Regions from separate parts of the Homo sapiens genome. Here region 2 is linked to region 1. Evidence: chromatin loops called from intact Hi-C (ENCODE). Cell type or tissue: endothelial cell of umbilical vein. All regions are shown on one strand. Links, peaks and the distances in the headings refer to the core of each region. The heading gives the core; the rest is flanking DNA. Region 1 overlaps LOC124902261 (a long non-coding RNA gene). Region 2 overlaps MEGF9 (multiple EGF like domains 9).

Evidence for each region. A loop is a pair of places that touch in the nucleus more often than their neighbours do. Peaks named below come from ENCODE experiments on the same cell type or tissue, not always from the same donor. Only the 100,000 strongest peaks of a DNase experiment are listed, where the experiment ranks them.
Region 2: a loop joins it to region 1, with 4 times the contacts of the local background. A loop is called at or near these places in 15 of 110 quality-filtered maps.

The regions. Positions count from the first base shown.
Region 1 is chr9:121,058,738-121,061,237 of GRCh38, reverse strand. LOC124902261 (a long non-coding RNA gene) reads right to left here. Exons shown (of 3, transcript XR_007061753.1): 3 at 2,234-2,311. It also overlaps a transcript of C5 not described here. Among named protein-coding and RNA genes, the nearest start is that of C5, 9.7 kb to the right of the region's middle. In endothelial cell of umbilical vein, for the core only: a CTCF peak has its summit at 1,013 (motif pointing right); a DNase peak (open chromatin) is centred at 1,007.
Region 2 is chr9:120,613,885-120,626,821 of GRCh38, reverse strand. MEGF9 (multiple EGF like domains 9) reads left to right here. Exons shown (of 6, transcript NM_001080497.3): 3 at 4,067-4,206. Among named protein-coding and RNA genes, the nearest start is that of CDK5RAP2, 40 kb to the right of the region's middle. In endothelial cell of umbilical vein, for the core only: a CTCF peak has its summit at 6,878 (motif pointing left); a DNase peak (open chromatin) is centred at 6,871.

The DNA of each region.
Region 1 (2,500 bases), core at 1-2,500:
CCAGAGCTACTTTTTTGTGTGTGTGATTCTGGGCTTTTATTATTATTTTTGAGACAGAGTCTCGCTGTGTCACCCAGGCTGGAGTGCAGTGGCACGATCTCCGCTCACTACAACCTCCATGTCCTGGGCTCAAGTGATTCTCCTGCCTCAGCCTCCTGAGTAGCTAGGATTACAGGCGCCCACCACCACACCCAGCTAATTTTTGTATTTTTAGTAGAGACAAGGTTTTACCGTGTTGGCCAGGCTGGTGTCGAACTCCTGACCTCAGGTGATCTGCCTGCCTCGACATCCCAAAGTGCTGGGATTACAGGTGTGAGCCACTTCGCCCGACCTGATTCTGGGATTTTTAAATGAAGCAATACAGACCTTCTGATTATCAGATTCTTTGTCTGTAAAATGAGTATAATGCTGAATCATTCCAACCAACATCAAGTGACTTCTGCTGCTGGGCAATTATTTTATTAATTTAATATTTTCTATATAACTTTTATGAAGAGATCCAGAAAGCATTCTAGGGGTCTCAGGATAAATAGGGGGAAATAAAATTACTTAGAGTCAGCTGGGTGGGGTGGGGAGGGATAGACTAAGTGTTTTGAGAGATTTGGCAGTTATTTTGGAAGGAAAAAAAAATTCAAAGATTTTGTGATACCTGGTTTTTTTTCTTGTAAAAAACAGAGACTTTAGCATGTCTTCTTTTAAAAATAATTGAAGCAGAAAGAAAAGAGTTGGAAAAGCAAGAAACAGTAATCCTAGAAAGAGTAATCATAAGAACTCCATAAATGTTTATGTGATTTTCAGTGCTAAGAAAGATCGCATTTCAGCATTCTTAAGAAGAAGGCAAAGCAGCTGTTATCTCAAGGAAGCAAAGAAGCTGGTTCTCAGAAGAGTTATTAATGTAAGATGAGAAGCCAGAGTTTACCATGAAAAGCTGTCGCACCTAAGCATTGACTTAATCAGCACGAATTATTCCAGCTTTCTTTGGGAAGCTATTAAGTTAATACCAGCAGGTGGCGCTTTCAAAGTAGGCTCCTGAAGCTGCTGCTCTTCAGGAACTTAAAGTACACTTGCTAATTATAAGCATTGATGACCGAGGAGCAAGGACCTATTTGGGTGGTGGTAGTGAATGTAAGGAGCTTTGATGAAAGTTATATTTTTAGAAAAACAGCTAATCTAGTGTAAAATTACTATTGCTATGTAATAAATTCCCCCAAACTTAATGACGTAAGATAACAACACACCTTAATTATCTGCCCAGTTCCTATGGGCAGGAATTCAGGAATGGCTTAGCTAGGTAATTCTGGGTTAGGTTCTCTTATGAGGTTGCAGTCAAGATGACAGCTGGGCTGCAGCCACCTAAAGGCATGACTAGGGCTGGAGGATTCACTTCACATGGCTCTGGGCGGGAGGCCGTGGTTCCTTTCTACGTGGGCTTCTCCATAGGCTTCCTGAGTGTGCTCACTACATGGGGGCTTCCCCTAGAACAGGCCGTTCAAGAGAGAAAAAGGCAGAAACAGCAATGTCTTGTATGACCTAACCTCAGAAGTCACACATCTTCACTTTTGCTGTATTCTATTGGTCAGATGAATCGGTGTGATACAGTGTGGGAAGGGACCACACAGAGGCATGAATACGAGGGAGGTAAGGACCACTGGGAGCCATCTTGGAGTCTGGCTACCACATTTAGCCACTGGATGAGTAACAGGTATTAGAATTAGATGAAGGAACTTATGCTGAACAAAAAGCAACATTGTCTGAAAAAGCGTGGCTCAGTGGAACCAAAGAAGGTGGTTAATGAGCTGAGCTTGATTCATTAGAAGGTCTAGGGTACAGAAAGAACAGATTCAGGTGAGGTTATAAAACTGTGAGAGATAAAGGGAGAGTGAGCATCTCCTCCTTGTATGTTGTTTCCTTTTGATTCCTCTAAGGAAAATATGCTTAACTAAATTCCATTATTAACACTGGATTTTCTCTTAGCCTTATTATTTTCCACTTCCTCCCTACTTCCTTATCTGAAATCCTATCCTATTCCATTATTATTTAGGATGTGAAGTGGCCTTTTGGGACATGCTATTCCAACCCACTGCTTTGGTGACTTTCAAGCATAGTTTAAGCAATGGCTTCCTTCTCTATTTTTCCCAGTTACCATTCAATCTTCAAATACAAATTTATCCACGGTGGATTTGAACCACTGTATTTCCCAGAATGTGGCTTATCCAGTTATTCTCTGACTCTTTCCACCTCTCACCTTTTCAGTTTGTCTTCCCAATCTGCCATCTGCCTGGTGGTCATTTCAGCCAGTCTTGCTCCAGCTCTATTGAGGAAGGGAGAACCAGACATAAGCCAGACTAGGTATTCAATTATGTCACATTTATTCCCACCTTGTGCATTTGAACCTTTGCCTAGAATACACAATAGTATATAATAAGAATCAAAATGTGTGGACTGGGATATAAATTATTTAAGAGTTTATAAAATACAGAATTAGTTACAGACAAAAAAG
Region 2 (12,937 bases), core at 5,431-7,930, 440 kb after region 1:
CACTTAACAAATGAGAATACAGAGGCCAAGATAGAATGAATACTTTGTGCCAGCTAGTCACTAGTAGAGCTGGAATATGAACCAAACTCTGTTTCCTCGGGCTGGTTTTTTCCATAAACTCTGATACTCCTTTCCTGTATTATACCCATCCCACCTAATCAATGTGACTGTAAAATAATGGAAATTCTGAAGCTTCTCCACCCACTCATCTTAAACAGAGTCTTTAAAAAGGTAATTTGGCTTGTATTCATGTGACATAGATATGTACCATATCTTGAGATGATACACCAGTGAATTTTCTTTTGAAAAAGTAATGACTATTAGTGTTGTAAAATATGTTTTTATTTATATACACTTAAAAAATGCTTTTTTCTAAAGTGTTAAAACCTTGCAGGAGTTGTTCACACCCATGAGTATGTAAGTTCTATAACTGAGCATTACTACCACAAGAAAATCTGAGAATCCCTTTTGGGATAATTTAAGAAATGTGTAGTATATGCATAGTTACACTTAATGCAGCGTAGCTCCACAATGCTTATGCTTCGTTTATGAATAATTCTATATTCTTTTTTTTCTGATATAATTTTTGTGCTATCTTGGTACTTTACTAGCAACATGTCATTAAGACCAGATAAGCAAATTTTATCTTAAATTGTTAGCTGATCTCATAGTACAGATGTCTGATTTCTATTTAAAATCCAGTTCTACACATTTATTCTCCAGTTATGAAGCTGTGGGTTTTGGTTCTTTCATTTCAAATCTATGGATAAGCATAAGTGGTCTGTTCACAGCCTTTTTTTTTTCTTTTTTGGTTTCATTGCATTTATATCATTGACCTTTGCTTCAGAAAGCATTCAAGTCTTTAACAGAGAGAGACCATGAAAGGGAGTGTTGTAAAGTCTTTATTCTACGAAGGAAGTCACACAGGCAAAGCTTTATATTTGCTGAGTGATTTCTTTTCTTTCTTTTTTTTTTTTTTTTTTTTTTTGTGAGACAGAGTCTTGCTGTCACCCAGGCTGGAGTGCAGTGGCGCAATCTTGGCTCACCACAACCTCCACCTCACAGGTTCAAGCGATTCTCCTGCCTCAGCCTCCCGAGTAGCTGGGACTACAGGTGTGTGCCACCATGCCCTGCTAATTTTTGTATTTTTAGTAGAGACGAGGTTTCACTATGTTGGCCAGGCTGGTCTCGAACTCCTGCCCTCGTGATCCACTCGCCTCAGCCTCCGAAAGTGCTAGGATTACAGGCATGAGCCACTGCACCTGGCCGATTTAAATCTTTTTTTTAAGAGACAGAGTCTCCCTGTGTCGCCCAGGCTGGAGTACAGTGGCTATTCACAGGCCCGATCATGGCACACTCAGCTCAAGAGGATGGCTTCAATTCCCTGTGATGTCATTTCCTGCCTAACCAGTCAGCACTTCTGGCTCCCTGGTTTCACCCCACCCACCAAGTTGTCCTTAAAAACCCTAATCCCTGAATACTTAGGGAAACTGATTTGAGTAATAATAAAGCTCTGGTCTCCTGCACAGCTGGCTCTGCATGAATTACTCTTTCTGTATTGCAATTCCCCCATCTTGATAAATCAGCTCTGCCTAGGCAGTGGGCAAGGTGAACCCATTGGGTGGTTGCAGGATTAGTCTCCTGTGTTTCTTGGTCTGTGGGGCTTTATGAGAGACAGGTTTAATTTGAGATAAGTGGACCCAGCTGTTTATTCCTGTTTAACTGCAGTTGGAGTAGTTCAGGCAGCCTAGAACTCCTGGGCTCAAGTGATCTTCCTGCCTCAGCCTCCTGAGTAGCTGGGACTATAGGCATGTGCCACCATGCCTGATAAATTTAATTCTTATACATGCAGAAATTGGCCTTGGGCCATGAATAACATGATGCAAAAGCACTAGTAGTGCAGCCTCACAACCAAAATTCCTCACTTCATTTTTTTTTTTTTTTTTTTTGAGACGGAGTCTCACTCTGTCACCCAAGCTGGAATGCAGTGATATGATCTTGGCTCACTGCACCCTCCGTCTTCTGGGTTCAAGCAGTTCTCCTGCTTCAGCCTCCCAGGTAGCTGGAACTACAGGCACACACCACCACTCTGACTAATTTTTGTATTTTTGGTAGAGACGGGGTTTCACCATGTTGGCCAGGCTGATCACTGGTCTTGAACTTGTGACCTCAAGTGACCCACCCACCTCAGCCTCCCAAAGTGCTGGGATAAAGGTGTGAGCCACCACGCCCGGCCTATATTTTCTTTTAAAAGAGAGAAAAGCACCTTTTTTTTTCTTGTTGTTTTAAAATCTGGCCATGCATGGTGTCTCATACCTGTAATGCTAGCACTTTCGGAGGCCAAGGCAGACGGATTGCTTGAGCTCAGGAGTTTGAGACCAGCCTGGGCAACAGGGGAAAACCCTGTCTCCACAAAAAATACAAAAATTAGCCGGATGTGGTGGCGCATACCTGTAGTCCCAGCTACTTGAGGGGCTGAGGCAGAAGGACCACCTGAACCCAGGAAGTTGAGGCTGCAGTGAGCCGAAATCACGCCACTGCAGCCTAGGGGACTAAATGAGACCCTTTCTCAAAAAACAAAAACGAACAAAAATCACCCAGGAAAAAATAAAGCATGGTATGTACACTCAGACAACTACTTTATCAAGATTCATTAAGTCACTTTAAATCAGCAATTAAGGAGCAGATCCTCCAGATAGAAAGTCTTTTAGTGCCCCAAGAATTATTAAGGGAAAACCCACTTCAGGAATAGCAACTACTTTGGGAACATTGGCTATATTATGGTTACACAATATTATTAAGTGATTTTGTGTTCGAAACTAATACCTTCTTCTTGTAGGTTGTGGGTTAGGCAAACACCATCATTGAAAGTAACTGTTTATCCTTTTGTATATTGAATAACATATTTAGAGGAATGAGGAGTAAGCATATTTTGATTAACATTTTAAAAGCCTTGGAAATAAGCTGATGAAGTGTTGTAAGCCATTCTTTGAAAGGTACATTATGTTCTTTATAATTTTCTGATAGTATAGAGTGGCTTCGATTGACTGGTTCCTTCTTATTGAGTCATAAAATATTCCTGAATTTTATTTTTTATGAATACAGGTTTTCTTTGCTAGATCTTTAAGTACCTTGGGATATTCTTGTGTAAGACCGTATATGTGTGTGGCTTCTTTTCTTTTTTCTTTACTAAATTACTTAAGATTCATAGATTCATGCTTGATAGTATAAATTAGATAATGTAAATTTTTGTTGCATTTTTAAAAACATCTCCTATACTATGATCAGTACAAATTTTATTTAAGCTTTAAACATCAAAATATTTGGGCTTCTATCTCTGAGAACCTTTGACTTTGTTAGGCTGCAGCTTCTCTTCAAGCAATAAGATTTCTCAGCCTTTGTTAAAGACCTGAAATTTACTTGCAGTGAGAAAAGAGAGCAAGATTTATTGTGGACAGGGCATAAACACCATCACTGGAGTCAGGACCTATATAGATGGTGAATTGTAATGCTTTGGATCTACAGAATGAAGCTTGATACCTAAGTGGATATCAAGTTATTTGGCAGACAAATTTCTTGTACCAATTTAGAGTCAATCTTAGGAGTAGATAGTATGGTGGGGAAAAGTCTGGCTTTGTATGAATAGACTTGACTTACTAGCTGAGGACAGTAACTTTATCTGAATTTTCTCAGTAGTAAAATAAGTATTATGACCCTCACCAGGTAGAACTACCTTGAGGATTAGAGAAAAAATATATTTATTGACATAAGCCCTCAATAAATGATAGCTCATTGCATCATCATTATTACTCCTGCTTTCAAATGCCTCCATTTTAAATTTTCTGTAAAATTATTTGTTAGCTAAGAAATTGCATTATGCAATACACTAGACAGCTTTTAATAGCAATACAGAATTTGATAGGTGATTTATTTGGACACAAGGCTTTGAGATATGGTAAGTATATATGATTTACATGAGCTGGGCTTTCTTTCCCTTCTGGGGTGTTACTCAATACAACTTTTAAATTGATTTACTTTTATTCATTGTCTTTGCTTTTATTTGCAGTTCTGGGAAATGCCAGTGCAAAGTGGGTGTCATTGGCTCTATATGTGACCGATGCCAAGATGGATATTATGGCTTTAGTAAGAATGGCTGCTTGCCCTGCCAATGCAATAATCGGTCTGCCAGTTGCGATGCCCTCACAGGTACGTACTTTCCTTAACTTTGTCATGTAATTATTCCACTGTTCTTTTAATTTGGAAATCTTTCAGCTATAGGTTGATTCTTCTGAAATAGTTTGGAAGGGCCTTTATCTTCTAAGTAGGATGTACTAGATCACAGCAAGCCAAACTCCTGCTACAACAAACTTGAAAAAGTACGTAAATTAAAAAAAAAAAAAAAAAGTCATATACCTATGGAGGCAAGGAGAACTATAGGAACTAAAATTCCAGAAAGGTTGGAACTCTTCCTAGGTAAACTGATGATCACCAGCCATTGTCTTTCCAGGGGACATTTGCTGATTCTGAGCATAGGCAAAGAATGAGCTAGACCCAAGCAAAGGAATTCTTTAGGAAAGAGATACAAGAAATGTTTTTGGCAGTCATTTGAGGCTTGCATGATGGTTGGAAACAAGAGGATCCCCAAACACAAGGCCAGCTTTCCCACAGGATATTAGCCGACTATGCAAAAGATGGAAGGCTGGGCCAGAAAGGTAGAAAAAAATCTCTTTCTCTTTCAGTCTTGTGCTGAGGAGACAAAATCCCTTTAGAAAGAGAGGGCCTGCTATGACATTCAATTATCTCCCCCTCAAGATGTCTTCAGACTCTGAGGGTGCATGCAGTGGGACCTAAGCTCAAATTACCAAAGGCCAATACAAATCTCTCACAGTCTTTTAGGGCTAAGGAGACACAGGCTTGCTAGGCTCTGACCAAGAAATAGTAAGGAACCAGAAGTTGATTAACTCATACTAAAATTACAGTCCACCCTCAAGCCGCCTCACCTTCTGATTGGATTGAAGTAATTCTCTCATTATATCTGCCTAACAGATGAAAGGGGAGCCCTCTCTGGTTCTTTTATATACTGTGTCCGGCATACAATAAAAAATACTGGACAATGCAAAGACAGAAAAATGTGACCAATACCAAAGAGAAAAAAAATGAGCAATGGAAGCAGACCTTTAGGTGATCTAGGTGTTAGAGTCAACTTAGAAAGACTTGACTAAAGTTAGTATTTTCATACAATAAAGGGAAAATCAGACAAAATAGGTGAAGAGAGGCAAAATGTCAATAGAAATTGGAATCTCTAAAATATCAAATGAACAAACTGGAACTGAAAAATACAACATGTGAATTAATAACTCATTGCATTAATCTAACAGTAGATTGTACACAGTGAAGACAAAGTTAGAAGACTTGAATACAGTACAATTAAAAATATCCAAACTGAAGCATTTCGAGAAAATATAATGGAAAGAACAGAGCAGGGAAGATGTGGGACACAGCCAAAAGGTTTAGCATAAATGTAATTGGAGATCTAAAAAGAGAGGAAAGTGATACTGGATCCCAGTAATATCTGAAGAGAAAATGGCCATGAATTTTCCAAATGGATTAAAGGTGTCAACCGACAGATTCAGAAAGTTCAGCAAACCCTAAGCAATATAAAACAAAGAAAACCACATTTAGGCAAACTTAGTCAAACCATTAAAAACTAAAGCCAATTAACTTCTGATCTTAGTTTTCCTAAATGTAAGAATTAAGTATCCTTCCTTGGAAACATTTTTTTTCCCAAACAAACAAGCAAAAAAAATCAGGACACACTAGTCTGACAAGTACAAGTGTTTTTATGAGAACAGGGTGGCAAAATACTTGAAGTCAAAAGTACCCTGGAAAAATCGGTTGAAAGTTTTATTCTTCATTCAAATACTCTATAGTAAAACAAATTGATTTAGAAGAAATTGTTTTTTTTTTCTTTTATGCGATCTTGTCTCTGCCTATTTGCCAGTTTTATCTTGTGGCGTTCTTTTTCTTTACATCTGTGATCCAGTCAGACTGGCTTTTATTTCTAAAACAAGGCATGTTCCCTGGTCCCAGGGTTCTCATATATGATCTTTCCTCTGCCAAGAATGGTTTTTCTAATCCACCTCTACCTCCATCCTTGACCCCTCTGCCTTATTAAATCACATTCTTCCCTCGAGTCGTCAATTAAAGGCCACTTCATTAGAAAGCATTTCCTGATGCTCTAGGCTTAATGGTAATTTCCTTATTATATGCTCTCACATATACTTGTATTTTTTCATAGCACTTTTCACAGTTTGTAATTGTATATTTATTTGTGATTCTGAGTCACATATGGCTCACTCATGAGGGCAAGAACTTTTTTTTTTCACCATTGTATACACAATCTCTAGCATGGAGCTTTAGCATATAGTAACTACTCACTAAATTTTTATCAAATAAATGAACAAATGAATGGAAAGGCGTACAGAGGAAAGATTATTTTCAATACTGAGTAACAACAGGAATACTTCATTATACTGAGTCGATTAAAATTACTCCCTAGATCTTTTACAGTACCGAAAAGCAGTCTACATTGCTGATTCTCAGTTTTAATTTTTCTTAAGGCAACGAGGCCACTGTCTTTACTGTCATGTAAGTGCTGACCTGTCCTTTCTCTGGAGATAATTTAAGGCAAAATAATTCTTTTCATGGTTATGGTTTCTAAAAGCAGCTAGTAGTGAGAGAAATAAATGGGTTCTTTGTTTGGAATTATAATAAAAGTGGAATCCAACGTGAAGGAGTGCAAATACTGTATTTAAAATTACAAGCTTTATATAAAACCACTCTCGTCAAGTGACTTTATTTTCAACAGTGCTGTGATAAGGTTGCCCTCTGGTGGCCACTTACTGTGTTTTCACAGTCCTATTTTCACCCCCTCTACTGTTTTGCTATACCTTGTGTTTTAGATTGAAGTAGATTTTCAAAGTACTCTTTTTTTGTGGTAAGATATATTTGGATAAACATTTTGGAAAGCAATTTGACAGTAAGTATTAGAAATCTTAAAAATTGTTCTTTGATCTGGTAGTTCTATTTCCAGGAATCTATTCTAAGGAAAGAATTCTAAATTCTTAAGAAGGTTATATTCAGAGATGCTCACCAAAATGGTAGTTACAATTTTAAAAAGTTAGGCAACCCAATTTCTCACAATAGGGTATTAAGTAAATACTGTTATCTAGGCAGTATATTATTAAAAACACAGAAAACCAAATGTTGACCTTACCTTGAGCAAGTTGCTTAATCTGTTTCTTCATCTATAAATTTGATATAATAGCAGTAACTGCCTAGTGGGTTGTCGTGAAGATTAAATGCAATACACTTGTACAGCCTTTATATAGTGCCTGGTCCATCACAAGTAATCAGTAAATGGTAACTGTTACTATGTTCTCGATAAAATGTTTTGTTTTGTTTTGTTTTTTCTGAAACAGAGTTTCACCCTTGTTGCCCAGGCTGGAGTATGGTGGCGCGATCTCGGCTCACTGCAACCTCCACCTCCTGGGTTCAAGCGATTCTCCTGCCTCAGCCTCCCAAGTAGCTGGGATTACAGGCGCCCACCACCACGCCCGGCTAATTTTTTGTATTTTTAGTAGAGACGGGGTTTTGCCATGTTGGGCAGGCTGGTCTCGAACTCCTGACCTCAGGTGATCCGCCTGCCTCGGCCTCCTAAAGTGGTGGGATTACAGATGTGAGCCACTGTGCCTGGCTGATAAAATGTTTTAAAGAATGATATATAGCAATATGAGAAAGTGAAAGAAGCAAGGTATAAAATAACTTATGCCATATAATTAGACTAGTTAAAAAACAAAAGCCAAACCCCTGTAAATGAGGAAAGATTACAAAGAGAAGTACTAAAAATCTTTTTTTTTTTTTTGAGACCGAGTCTTGCTCTGTCACCAGGCTGGAGTACATGGCACGATCTCGGCTCACTGCAACCTCTGGCTCCCGGGTTCAAGCGATTCTTCTGCTTCAGCCTCCCAAGTAGCTGGGATTACAGGCGCCCACCATCACACGCCCAGCTAATTTTTGTATTTTTAGTAGACACGGGGTTTCACCATGGTGGCCAGGCTGATCTTGAACTCCTGACATTAGGTGATCCACCCATCTCGGCCTCCCAAAGTCCTGGGATTACAGACTTGAGCCACGGAGCCCAGCCTAAAAATCTTAATGAGAGATTTCCTAGGATGATTTTTTACCCCTTTCTACTCCTGTATTTTTCTAGATTTTCTTTATTAAGCACGTTTCCCTTAAAATGGAAGTGGGGGGATATTATTTTTAAAACTGGAACTTCATGTTCATATAATATACTTCCTTTGAAAATCCAGTGTACCTTTATGTATTCATAGTGTCCCATGATGAGTAACTTGACCTGAGCAGCTTGACTGAGTTGACCAATCCTCTACTCCCCAATGATACTTACTTCAGAGTATCATGCTTTCCTAGTTTTTGTGCTACCTAACCAGCTTTTCCTTCTTATTTGTTCTACTACATCTTCCTCAGTTCAGCTCCAAGCACTGGAGTGCCTCAGGGCTCAGAGCTTGTCAAGTTTGTCTTTGCCATTTAAACTTTCTCCCTAAGTGGTCTCATTCAGTCCCCTGGATTTAATTTGTATTTGTTTGTTTGTTTTAGCTCATTTTCCCCCTTAACCCTGGATTTAATTTAAATGCCATCTATATATGTGCTTATTATCAGATTTGCATTTCTCCGTTGATCTCCACACTCAAATATCCAACTGTCAAATATCCACTTGTTTTAATTGGCATTATATACCTAACACATCCAAAACAACTTTTTTTTCAACTTATAAGTTAAGCCTGCTCTATTCATTTCACCAAGTTACTCAGTCCCAAAGCCTAGTAGTCATTTTTGATTTTGCTCCTTTTTATTACTGCAAATATCCAGCTCATCAGTATATTCCATCAGCCCTATCTTCAAAACATACCCTGAATCTGACCACTGTTCATGACTTTTATTGCATCATCCTTGCCCAAGCCACTGTCATCTCTTTGAACTACTTTGGCACAGTCTCATCTGGCCTTTCAGCCTCCTCTCTTCTCTCCCTATTCTCTGATCCCCACCCCACCACAGTTAGTCTCCACATAACAACCAGAGCAATCTTTTTAAAATGTAAAACCAGATCATGTCATTTTCATGCTTAAGCCCTCCAATGGCTTCTCATCCCTTTTGGAATAAATAAAATTCAAACATCTCTCTATGGCCTATCTGGTTTTACATTTTCTGGGCCCTGCCTTTCTCTCTGACCTTATGCCCTGTTACTCTCTCCCTTGTTAACCTGGGCTCCATACTGGCCTTCTTTCAGTTTGACAGGTTAAAGCTTGCCTTTTGTTCTATAAAGAGGGTAAGGCATTTCTTCCTACAACAAAGCACATTACTGTATTTCAGATAGGTTTATATATAAATGATGAAATGGTAAAATAAATAAAGGAATAAGGAAAGGTCTTTTTGCAGGTAACAATGTATGTTTTCAATGTTTTGTCCCTGAATTTGGCTGGAAAGGAGCCCTACATTCCTTTCTTTGACTATTTATTTTCTTGGTTATCTCTACAAAGATTTTTGAGATGCTTAGTCAAGGAGCATGAAAAAATCATCTTCAGGAAACATTCCTTTTTCTTTTGATCCACCCTTTGGCCATCTTTCAGCAATGAGAATGTGAGAATGTGAGTTTTAGGGCAGTATTGTTATATTTTGGGGGGTTCCAGGCAGAGCATAATGAACAATGTTAAACTTCAGCTTATTTTTATGTATCATTTATCATAAAAGAAAGATTCTTAGATTTTAGATTTAAAGGAAACCTTAGATTTCATCTAGTTCAGCTTTTAAAATTTACAGATGAAGAAATTAAGACATAAAGAGAAAACATTATGTCCTATGGAATAGTCTTTCACCCTTTGAAATGCTCACATTATATTAAATCGTTAGCCAAAGAATTATTATCCCATTTTACAGATTAGAAAAGTGAAAATCAGAGAAGCTGTTTGCTTAAGGTAACTTAGTTTGTGAGAATTTCAGCTGGAAATGGAACACAAATTTGACATTAATTCCCATACCACTTTTTTTTTTTTTTTTTTTTTTTGAGACAGAGTCTTGCTCTGTCACCCAGGCTGGAGTGCAGTGGCTGATCTGGGCTCACTGCAAGCTCCGCCTCCCGGATTCACGCCATTCTCCTGCCTCAGCCTCCCGAGTAGCTGGGACTACAGGCACCCACCACCATTCCCGGCTAATTTTTTATATTTTTAGTAGAGACGGGGTTTCACCGTGTTAGCCGGGATGGTCTTGATCTCCTGACCTCGTGATCCGACCGCCTCGGCCTCCCAGAGTGCTGGGATTACAGGTGTGAGCCACCGCACCCAGCCCCATACCATTTTTTAATGCTATGTTGCCTCTCACAGAGGAGTTGTAAGCTATTAAAGAAGCAAATTCACATCATTAGTTTCTACCGTATATAGGTTTTAAACGTTATGGTCTTTATTTTTATTGTAAAAATAAATAATTATTAAATATATATATGAAGTGTTTCAAATTGCTTGAGTTCTTGAAATATTTTACAATGTGTATGTGATATATTTTACAGTGTGTTATTTTACAATAAGAAAAATCAAGGTAATAAAAAATAAAAGTGATGCATGTATACTAGAGATAATTTCTAGACTAGAGGGAGAAAAACTCTGAAAGGGCTATTGCCTCTCACGACTGTTGTTAACACTTTGGTTATTTATGTCTGGCCTATCTTTAATTTATTTGTTTTCTTTCTCTATAGTTGTACTTTAGGTACATGCACCTTAAAGCAATGTAAACAGTGATTAATATTTAAGAATCAATGAATTTTATTCTTTTTTTAATTTATTTATTTTTCTTCTGAGACAGGGTCTCGCTCTATTTCCCGGGCTGGAGTGCAGTGGCATGATCATAGCTCACTACAGCCTCAACCTTCCAGACTCAAGCGATCCTCCCACCTCAGCCTCCTGAGTAGCTGGGACTCAGGCATGCACCACCGCACCCAGCTAATTTTTGTATTTTTTGTAGAGACAGTATTTTGCCCTGTTGCCCAGGCTGGTCTCAAACTCTGGGGCTCAAGCAATCCACCTGCATTGACCTCCCAAAGTGCTGGGATTACAGGTTTGAGCCACTGTGTTGGGCTAAATTTTATACTTATACTTGCTTTCATTTTTACTTTTGAGATAACATTGTTTACCACGTAAGGTTATTTTTTTTTTACTCATTGATTTCTCATTGCAGGGTATGGCCAAAAAACAAACACAAATAAAAAATTCTTCTGGAAAAAATATTCTGGTATAAATGGCTTAAGAGAGTAGAATTATATTGTGGTAGTCACAAACATGTGGAGTCTTATTTAGAATAGTAAAAAGCCCCAAAATAGTAAACATATAAGCCCAGTAGCCCTGTAGGAGTAAAGGATTACAAGTGTGTGTGTGTGCATGTGTGTGTGTGTGTACACACACATGCACACACACACGCTTACATATATGTATTTATTTATTATTATTATTTTTGAAAAGGAGTTTCACTCTTGTTGCCCAGGCTGGATTGCAATTGTGTGATCTCGGCTCACCACAACCTCTGCTTTCCGGATTCAAGTGATTCTCCTGTCTCATCCTTCTGAGTAGCTGGGATTACAGGCATGCACTACCACACCTGACTAATTTTGTATTTTTAATAGAGATAGGGTTTCACCATGTTGGTCAGGCTGGTCTCGAACTCCTGACCTCAGGTGATCCACCTGCCTTGGCCTCCCAAAGTGCTGGGATTACAGGCGTGAGCCACCATGCCTGGCATATACATATATACATATATATATGTATGTATGTATATATGTATATAAAGGGTAGCAACATGACCTTTTCTTGTCACATCAGCTATGCACAAAGGACTTATTATTGGACTGCATCTTACCCTGAACATCCAAATTTTACTATGGAACTGTTAGCTTTTTTTTTTTCAGGTATTTTTTATATTAAAGCTTAGCACTTTATCAGAACTTTTTCTCTTAAAAATTCTTTGTATTGAACATTTTTAATAGGGGGAGAGTAGGTAGACAGATTTCACACATAATGCAGGTTTTGACGTGTCCAACCTGAGGAACAGTTTAACTTTTAAAATTGTTTTATTTTTAGAGCAAAACTCCAGTTTCCTAGTATGTATTTTTCAGCTGTTTTTTATTGTCACAAAGATACATAGCTAAAGAGAGATCATGATACAAGAAGATCTGAAAGAAGCCAGTACCTAAAGTGTCTACCACAGCATGAATATATACTACTTTGTTATGTGGGAAAAATGTCATTAACACTATCAGGCCTTTACAATTACATGATTGAAAATGATGATATTTACATACAAGTTTGATTTAATGTTAAGTGTTCACATAAACTTTTGAAGGTATCTTTCACAATAAATTTATGAAGTTTGGGGGAATTTTGCTGTAGTCAGTTAAGAATTGAGATTTACACTTAGGGAGGCCTACATGGGCGCATCACTTGAGGTCAGAAGTTCGAGACCGGCCTGGCCAACGTAGTGAAACCCTATCTCTACTAAAATACAAAAATTAGCCAGGCGTGGTGACATGCGCCTGTAATCCCAGGTACTTGGGAAGCTGAGGCAGGAGGATCACTTGAACCTGAAGATGGAGGTTGCAGTGAGTGGTGAGCAGAGATCATGCCACTGCACTCTAGCCTGAGCCACAGAGTGATCTCCGTCTCAAAAGAAAAAAAAAAAAAATTGAGCTTTTTAACATGTAGGTTGATGACATTTTCATTCTTTTGTTTTTTTCAAGTTTTGCTTCAGTTGTGAGACCATTTTATTTCACAGCCTTATTCTCTCTCCCCTTTTAAAAATATTTCTGCTAGTAAGG